Regions from separate parts of the Homo sapiens genome. Here region 1 is linked to region 2. A link is an interaction called in ENCODE POLR2A ChIA-PET data of the cell type or tissue named here. Cell type or tissue: CD4-positive, alpha-beta T cell. All regions are shown on one strand. Links, peaks and the distances in the headings refer to the core of each region. The heading gives the core; the rest is flanking DNA. Region 1 has its middle 14 kb from the start of SLC25A24. Region 2 holds the start of CYB561D1 (cytochrome b561 family member D1).

The links. Peaks named below come from ENCODE experiments on the same cell type or tissue, not always from the same donor. Only the 100,000 strongest peaks of a DNase experiment are listed, where the experiment ranks them.
Region 1: POLR2A ChIA-PET joins it to region 2 with 5 read pairs; 1 of 35 experiments calls an interaction of 5 or more read pairs at or near these places.

Annotation. Positions count from the first base shown.
Region 1 is chr1:108,212,642-108,217,032 of GRCh38, reverse strand. No RefSeq gene overlaps it. Among named protein-coding and RNA genes, the nearest start is that of SLC25A24, 14 kb to the right of the region's middle. In CD4-positive, alpha-beta T cell, for the core only: CTCF peaks have their summits at 1,957 and 2,158; a DNase peak (open chromatin) is centred at 2,172.
Region 2 is chr1:109,491,443-109,495,816 of GRCh38, reverse strand. ATXN7L2 (ataxin 7 like 2) reads right to left here. Exons shown (of 11, transcript NM_001350175.2): 10 at 4,100-4,374; 11 at 3,083-3,231. The coding sequence ends at 3,217. CYB561D1 (cytochrome b561 family member D1) reads right to left here and starts at 1,723. Exons shown (of 3, transcript NM_182580.3): 1 at 1,530-1,723; 2 at 637-674; 3 at 1-61. The coding sequence starts at 1,677. RefSeq lists enhancers at 1,083-1,583, 1,573-1,652 and a silencer at 1,723-1,952. In CD4-positive, alpha-beta T cell, for the core only: a CTCF peak has its summit at 1,813 (motif pointing left); a DNase peak (open chromatin) is centred at 1,766; H3K4me3 peaks cover 1,822 bases; H3K27ac peaks cover 425 bases.

The DNA of each region.
Region 1 (4,391 bases), core at 213-4,212, 1.3 Mb after region 2:
AACAGCTATCTCCGTTCATTTCTCTTAAATATCTTCATGTTTAGGAGACAGTTGTAGCTGAATATTTTAAGTCTGGAAACAAGCATGACTGGCAGATGCAATTATAGACAATTTTAACTGTGATTCCCCGGGTCACTTTGAATTTCTTCTGTGGGATAAATTCTTCCCTTGCTCTAGATGAAAGGGCAACTCCTATAACTTACCACTTCCAGTTAATGAAAGCTTCTTCCAAAAAGGAATTCATATGTTAGACCCAGGGTGGTCATCAAACCTTTAACCTCAATTTCAAGCTAAAACTTCTCCCTGCACTCAGGCCAGCTCAGACCAAAAGCCTGCAGTGGAGAAAGTGGATGTGTTTGCCTTTTTCTTTTTTCTCCGTCTAGGATTCTTCCTTCTCTAGCTCGCTAACCACATCAGAGTCACAATAGGATAGCGAGGAGAGGAAGCGGGCAGTTAGCAGGTTCTTACTTGACACTAATATAGTTGTGAGTAGCCCTATGTTCTCTGCCCTGAGAGCTTTTAAAGCCCTCTCTTTCTCTTATGGGTCTGTTTTGTGAGTTATGTGGAGACTCCCTACCCCACCTGTTACTATGGATCTCTCATGTAGTTGCTTAGTGGGGATCATGTACTCTCCCCCTGGCTGGTCACTTACGTCTCCTTTTTCAGGTGCTAGACATCTGATGGTGCCTCAACATTTTTTCCCCTGCTGAAATCTGTATTTCTTCCAGAAATCCCTTTCAGAAAAAAATCTAAGACAACCCCACCCTGGCTGTCTTGCACAGCTCGCATCTGGTACAGGAGAAAAATTCACATATTCTTTGTTTCAACAAACTCTGAGCAAGTAACTTGCCCAAGGCAGCAGCTTCTCTTTCACTTTATTGTGAGAACTGTTAGCTGACATTTCTTAATTATATTTGCTGTGTCCTCAAAACCCATGATACTTGCATCAAACTTTGTGTCTGTCATGAAGAGGGGATAAGAAATGTGGTATATACATGCAATAGAATATGATTGCGCTTTTAAAAAGAAAGGAATTCTGACATGTTACAAATGAATGAAACTTGAGGACATTATGCTAAATAAAATATGCCTGTCACAAAAGGACCAATGTATGATTTACTTATATGAGGTACTTAGAGTAGTGAAATTCATAAATAGAGTAGAATGGTGGTTGCCAGGGGCTTCCAGGAGGGAGGAATAAGAAGTTACTCTTAATGGGTACAAAGTTTCCATTTTGTAAGATGAAGAGTTCTGGAGTTTGGTTGCACTAGTTTGAATGTACTTTATGCCACTGAACTGTACACTTAAAAACGGTTAAGACGGTAAATATTATGTTATGTGCATTTTACCACAATTAAGAAATAAGGCCAGGCATGGTGGCTTATGCCTGTAATCCAGGCAGTTTGGAAACCCAAGGAGGGAGGATTCCTTGAACCCAGGAGTTTGAGATCAGACGGGGCAAAATAGTGAGACCCAGTGTTTACAAAAAAAATTAAAAATTAGTTGAGCATCGTGGTGTACGTCTGTAGTCCTAGCTACTCGGGAGGCTGAGGCAGGAGGATCACTTGAGCCCAGGAGTTTGAGGCTGCAGTGAGCCATGATTATGCCATTGCACTTCAACCTGGGCAACCCCGTCTCAATAAAATAAAGCAAGAAAAGAAAAGAAAACTAACTTTAACCATCTCAGTCCATTTTTGCAGCTTAAAGTCACATTATACACTTCAGGCTTAAATAGATTACTGAGTCATGGATAAATCATTCACAGGAATCATAAAAGTCCTGACTCAATATGAACCTTTAATTTTATTATTGGTGGAAGGATGCTGATGTAATCGATTTTGCAATATATAATATAATTTTAAAAGATAAATGTATTACATTTCTTTTGTTGTTTTTTCATTATATTGTAGTGCACAGTGAGTGAATATGGACAGAGAATATTTTTTAAAACAAAAAACGTGTTACACTCAGGTTTAAAATCATATTTTAGTTCTGTATCATTTGTTGGTGTACTTCAAGGATCTATAACTGCAGTGATGTACTTTCAAAAAGTAAAGATCCACTTATTTTTCTTTCCTCTTACCTCCTCCTGCCTGCATTCACCTTTCAGCTTTCATAATCTATCCGAGAGCCATTCTTCAGCTTTAAGTTACAGCACCCTCTACTGAGCTGTTAGCAACATTACATTGTGGCCGTTTTTCTTTTTTCTTTTTTTTTTGACACAATAAATTTTATTGTTTCCATAATAATAGGCTCTGGACAAAGACAATGGAGACAATGACAACACATTTAATCTCCTATAACAAATTAATCTGTTACAAATTTCCAGTGGCTCAACATATTAAAATGCAAAATATATAAAGAGAAAAACAAGAAATATAAATATTGAGATTTTTACAGTATAATGAAATGTCCTTTAAATAAAGTTTGTTGTAACTGTGTATGTAATTCTGACAGTAATTCAAAACACAAAATCACACATTTTCCCTAACTTCCCACGATCTGGATCTGGGGATTGCAATACTACAGAAATATGCAAAAGTAAGTTTAGTGCTCAGAGATAAATAATTTTCCTTATTTCAATGCATCAATGTGCAAACATTTCAATTCAAAAAAGCCAATCACTGCTATATGCAGATAAATAAAACAGATTTGACAACACTTTAATAATCAAACCCAACACTATAAAAAATAATGTGTGCGCGTGCATGTACATGTGTGTGCATGTGTGTAGGCAATGCCCATTTTAGAAAAAAGGTGTCTTGATGAAAATGATTTTGAAAATAGTCACTGATACACATTATATACAAAACCTTTTATATAAAAAATTAAACTATTTTCAATGAAATTCCATGTTCACATCCTATCTGAAAACTGTAATAGAATCATAAATAGGTCTACTAATGGTTTCTCTCTGAAATCATGGCTAAGGCACTTCTTTTTCCAAGGGTTTTCTTATATATCCGCCTGATGTCACTAATACTAATGTAGTCAAGTATACAGATGCAACCTGACATGCCTATGCATTATTACCTGGAGCTCTGTTCACTGTTATAATGGGAGAATTTACAGTTTCTACAAAGAATATTTTTCTTTTTAAAATTATACTGGTTTCTGTATTCCAAATTAAGCACTTACTTAAGACATTAAGTTTTTCCATTAGTGGTTGCCTTTCTTTCAGAAGCAAAATATAATTTTCAAAATAATATTTTGAAAATGCACTACAGAGATGAACTCTCTGCAAATCCAATTGCTCTCAAACTATTTGAAACTTATTACAATTATACATTTACAGCCACATTACTGCAAAGATACAAGTAGTCATGAGTTTGAAGATACAGTCAGACTTTAATGTAAAGGACATTCAGTTTTTGGGTATATTTAGCAGAAAAGCACGAAAGAAAATAGCAAAAAGTTCTACTTTAAAAATGAGTAATAGACACTTTAAAATAAGAAATGTGCATTTAAAATTTTTCTCTGCAGAGTGTGTTAGCTGTTAAAATGAATGTTAGGGGAGCAATTTTTAGAGATTCTTAGGTTAATTGTTATTGATATGACCCAAATTTCTTCTAGCTATAAAACCCTTTAAGTGTGATAAAATTATTTCCTGTATCCCCTGACTAGATGATATGCTGTAGGAAGACTGAGAATTTTGTTGGTTTTCTTTACTGCTGCATCCCCTATATGAAGATCTGTGTACGGCACATAGCAGACACTCAATAAATATTTAATAGTCGAATGAACAAAGTATGTGGGAAGAAATGTCTATTCACACCTGCTTTGCACTTTAAAAGCACAAAAGACTTTATTACGGAACCACTTGTGATTAGTCCTTTTATTTCCATCTTACTTACAGCCCTTTTCTTCTTAGAACTTTGATCACCATTATTATAATATGGTACCGAACTCTTCAGTGTTTGGATCTCTTCTTGTAAAACTTTATATATGTAAGATGCGTGGGGGGAAGTAGTTTACATAAGATAATTCATGTAACTGGCCTTCTCTTTAAATAATTCTATGTAAACTTTTTATTAATATGGTAGCAATTCCTCTGTCTTCTCAAGCGAAGAATATAGATAATAATTAGCCTTTTTTGGAGTTATGCTTTCCTTGTGTTTGTTTTAATATTTCTGATTGCCTTGCATTGTAATGAAATTCTAGCTTGGATGTTAGCTCTTCCTCCACCCACTAGTCTCTTCTGTCACTGTGCCTGGCTCACACATTCCTGACCACTCCCCAGCTACCCTTTAGGTTTTCCTGCTTTGAATCTGCTCTTCTGCTGGAAAGCAATTAAGCAAATATGACAAGAGCCAGATATTAAATAAAATTGAATATGTCTCCGAATAAGGACCAAAAATCACAGTTTCCGTGCACAGCCTCTGTGCGGGGTT
Region 2 (4,374 bases), core at 1-4,000:
AGAAGAACAGGGAGTGTTCAGGTGAGAAGAGTAGGATGGCTTCAGCCATGCAGAGGCAGAACTGTGAACATAGGAGAGAGCCAGTAAGCCTCATGTCTGGCTTGGAGGCCTGAGAAAAAGGAGGTGCTCTCATACATCCTAACAAAGAGGACAAAGGGTAAGGGTTAAATAAGTTCAACCAGGACCACCAGCCTCACAGCTCAACATTTCTGGGAACATTTGGGAATCAGCACTTGAGTGCACGTCTCCTCATTCAGGTTGACATCTCCCCATCCCAACCTCTACAATGACTCCCATTTCTTGACCAGTGGAGTAGCAAATGTTAAACTTCTTCCTGAACTTTGGGGACAAGTCGGGAGATGACCGGATAACACCTCTCCCCCCTTCTCCTTTCCGGCCCCAATGGAGAAAGAAATTATCTTCCATGCCCTCCCGCCCTTTTCAACCATCTGACAACTGCCTATGGCCCAGCCCTCCAGGTTTCCCAATCCCATAGGCTGCAGGGAAAGATGAGCCCTAGATGTTTCCTCCACCTGTCTTAGCCTTAGAAAGGCTGAGCTTTCTGAAAGCTGGGTGCTTCCCTGGGAGAATGAGGTGAGGAATACCCAAACAAATCAGATAGAAGCCTAAACTCACCGCCAAGGCCATGAATACAGGGTGCCAGGAGAAAAGACCTAAGAATCAAAGAGAACAGGCTGAGGGCTTGGTACCATTGTTCCTGCCCCTGTAGCTAGGTGGAACCCAAAGAATCTAGCCACAGGAGAAAAGTACCATCCCCAATCCTAATCGGGCACAGGAACTAAGGACAAAGTGGAGCAGCCAAGGAGCCCCAGGGTGAGCAACCAAGAGGGCCTCCTTATCCACACACATACAACAGTTTGGCCCGGGTTCCCCGTTCAGCACCTCTCAGCTGGCAGCCCAGTCCTCTGCCCCTTTTTTGTTTTTTGTTTTTTTTGGTTGTTGTTTTTTGTTTTTTTTTTGATACGGAGTCTCGCTCTGTCGCACAGGGTGGAGTGCAGTGGTGCAATCTCGGCTCACTGCAGCCTCCACCTCCCGGGTTCAAGCGATTCTCCTCCCTCAGCCTCCCAAGTAGCTGGAACTACAGGCGCGCGCCATCACGCCTGGCTAATTTTTGTATTCTTAGTAGAGACGGGGTTTCACCATGTTGGCCAGGCTGGTCTCGAACTCCTGACCTCAAGTGATCCACCCGCGTCGGCCTCCCAAAGTGCTGGGATTTCAGGCATGACCCACCGCGCCCGGCCTCCTTCACTTCTATCCTCCATCAGGGGACCTGTTTCTGAGGAAGTAGTTCGGTCTGTTCAATCGTCTGCCCTTCCCCCACAGCACCCAAAACCCCATTATTCCAGGATCCCTGGGGCCCCGCCCCACCAGGCCCTCAAAATCCCTCCACTGTTTCTGTCTCCCCTTTACTGCTGGGGTCCCTCCTCCAAGTCTCCCGGGGCTCCCAAGCGCTGCCCCTCCAGCATCTCCACTCCGCCCCCTTCCGCAACCCCGCCCCGCACACTCACTGGTTCCTGGCCGGGACAGCGCTGTCAGAAAGATGGTGAAGCCCAAAGCTACCAGGTGCGCCAAGATCCCACTGCCTCTCCGCAGCCAGCGGGTCAGTCTCGGCTCCCCAGCTGGAGCGGGAACCAGACCTACCTCCAGGGGCTGCATGGCCGTGGCCCGCGGGCCCGTACACTCCAGCTGCCCGAACACGTCTTCCGGGTTTGCGATCGCGGAGGCGGTGGCGGCTGCAGGAGAGGCTCCTCCCCGGGGACGCCGCCGGCAGTGCGGCGGAGTGGCCCACAGCGCCCTCTGGGGGCTGGGGGGGAAACGCGAGTGCCCCGGAGAGGCCCGCTCCCGCGAGAGCCCGGAGGCAGAAGGGGACCGAACAGTTCCCAGCCCACCTTCATTTGTATCTGTGTGTCTGTCTACAAGGGCCTAAATCCCAAGCAGCCTGTGGAAATTACTTTTGTGGCAAACGATTTCAGTGAAACCCCAAATCACACACTTGGTACGCTGAACCAAGACTGTGAAACAAGTGTTTGGAGCCGATTTCTAGTAGTACTGGATTTCCCTGGCTGTGCACTGTCTCCTGTCACCTCATTTTGTCTTGTTCAGGGAACAAGCTTCCTCCATGCCTAAGAGCAAGGAGAATAGGAAAGGACATCGCCAAAATATAGTGCCTTGAACCTGGTGGACCAAAGGAGGGAAATGCAAGTCTCCTCTCGCATCTGCACGGGAGTGGTCCCCAGCGAGATAAATGGAAAAACTAGGGCACTCCCAGCCCTGCCGCCTCCTCAGCAGCTGCTCAGCCCTGAGGAGCCAGGTGATCCTGAAGGACCAAGGCCTCCCACACTCCTGTGGCCTCCCACACCACCAGTTCTGCAAGTGATGATGCCTTTTCCCTTCCTGCCTCCAAAAAAGGGGTGGTTCAACCCAAGGAGGCCTCCCTGGGAAAGGTTCTACCCCTTCCTTAAAGGCAAACCCACAGGCAGGGAAGGAAGGCTGTCCAATAGAAAACAGGAATATCCCAACAGCAATGACCAACCCAGCTCAAGCTCCCTAAGTGGCTGAGAAAATGAGGCTGCAGGAACAGCTGAAGAAAAGCAGGCAATAATTCAGGGAGGGATGGATGCCTAGGGTTGCTGAAGGACCAGAAAAGGGTCACAAGCCAATTCCCAGACCCTCGGGGCAAGGATCCTAGAAAGAGCCAGAAGTGCAGCTCCCCCTCTCGAGTTTCTCTTCCCAATGGGACCATAGTCGTCTCTGGTGTCAAGACTCAGGAAGCCTTACTCATTCAGAGCCACACGCCTCATCATCCTGTCTGGAAAGACTACCCCAGTGACACAAACATTTTTCACACTATTGAAAATGACAAGATGACAATAATAATAATAATGAGCATAAGAGACTTTTGCAGGCAAGCTATGGGAGCTGGAGTCTGGCTGCCTATCATCTCAGCCTCCCAGGGTAGGGCTGGGGACAGTAAGGACACTCATTTTGTTATTTTTTTTCCTTCCTTTTCTATGTTTCTGTTTTTATATTTTCATAGCAGCAACAGAACAGGGAGACAGTCTTGAGGTATTTTAAAGAGCTTTTTTTCTTAAAAAAAAATAATATAAAGTTATAAAAAGCGGCAGCAGCCTGGGGCCCGGATCTGGAGGGGAGGAGGTGCTGGCGGCTCCGTTGCAGTGGGCAGGCACTTTCTCGTTAATGGGCTTTTGACTGCAGGAAGACAAGAGGCGAGAGAAAGGGTCAGGGTGGGGGCCTACCAGCTGTCCTACCCAGTGAACTGTGTGCACTACAGAGGCTAAAGCTTGATTTCCTTCTGCTGGCCTGGTGAGTAAAACTGAGCAAGGGGGAAGATGAATGCCAGCTCACCAGGGGCAGCCTGGGTAGTGAAGCTGGAGAACACACAGGGTTTATGATTAGGCCCACATCTAACCCAGGAGAGCACCCCCGTCCCACCTCCAGTAAGTCCCTCCTGGCAGAGATCATATGGAGAGCACATAGCACACTACACCAGGGCTCCCACCAGAAGAGGCAAATAAAACTGGCTGCAGGCTTTACTGGAAACCCTGGAGAACTTGCCTGTCACCTGCACACCTGGAGGTGGGCACATGTGCATAAGTGGACATGGGGTTGTGTGCCTGCCCTTCAAGGCCCTGATGCCCAGAGGAAAAACCAGTGAGACCAGCCCACCCACCTTGCTGCTCGGCATGTTAGGCTGTGACCCAGGGACTCAAACTCCCTTTCCTTCAGGGAACAGAGGTAGCTCCAGTACCTGGAATGAGGGTCACAGCCAATTCAGAAAGAAGTAGCCCTTTGATTATAGCAAAAGCAGGGGTGGAGGGGTGCCGCATCTCCTCAGCCCAAGGGAAAGGGTTAGGGATAGGGGAAGGTTCACCAGGCAAAAAGCTGGAGTCACTTTGCTAAGAACTGACCTACCTCTTCCTAAAGAAAACAGTCCAGGAACTCTCTCAACTTCCCCTTCCTCCCTTTCCCTGCACAAACACCAATGTAGCATCTTCTCTGTATCAGGTACCCCCTGTGTGCCCCACCCTCATCAATCTTCAGGGAGCCTGGCTGGTACCTTCAGTGTAGAGCACTTCTCCTCAAAGGCCAGGGCCGGGCCTGGCTTCTTGCGGCGCACAGAGCAGGCCACATCAGCAGGGGCACCAGCCTGACAGTGCTTGGCCTTCACTGGCCGGCAATAAGTGGCCAGGTTTTTCCGCTTCTTGGCCACCTCCTCCTCAGAGAGGCAGTTGGTTGGCAGGGCCTTGGCTGGGTGTCCAGCTGCTCCCCGGTTCTCCAGCTGAGAAGCCTTGACTGGTGTGGGGAGCTGATGAGGGGAGCCACGACAGTCCA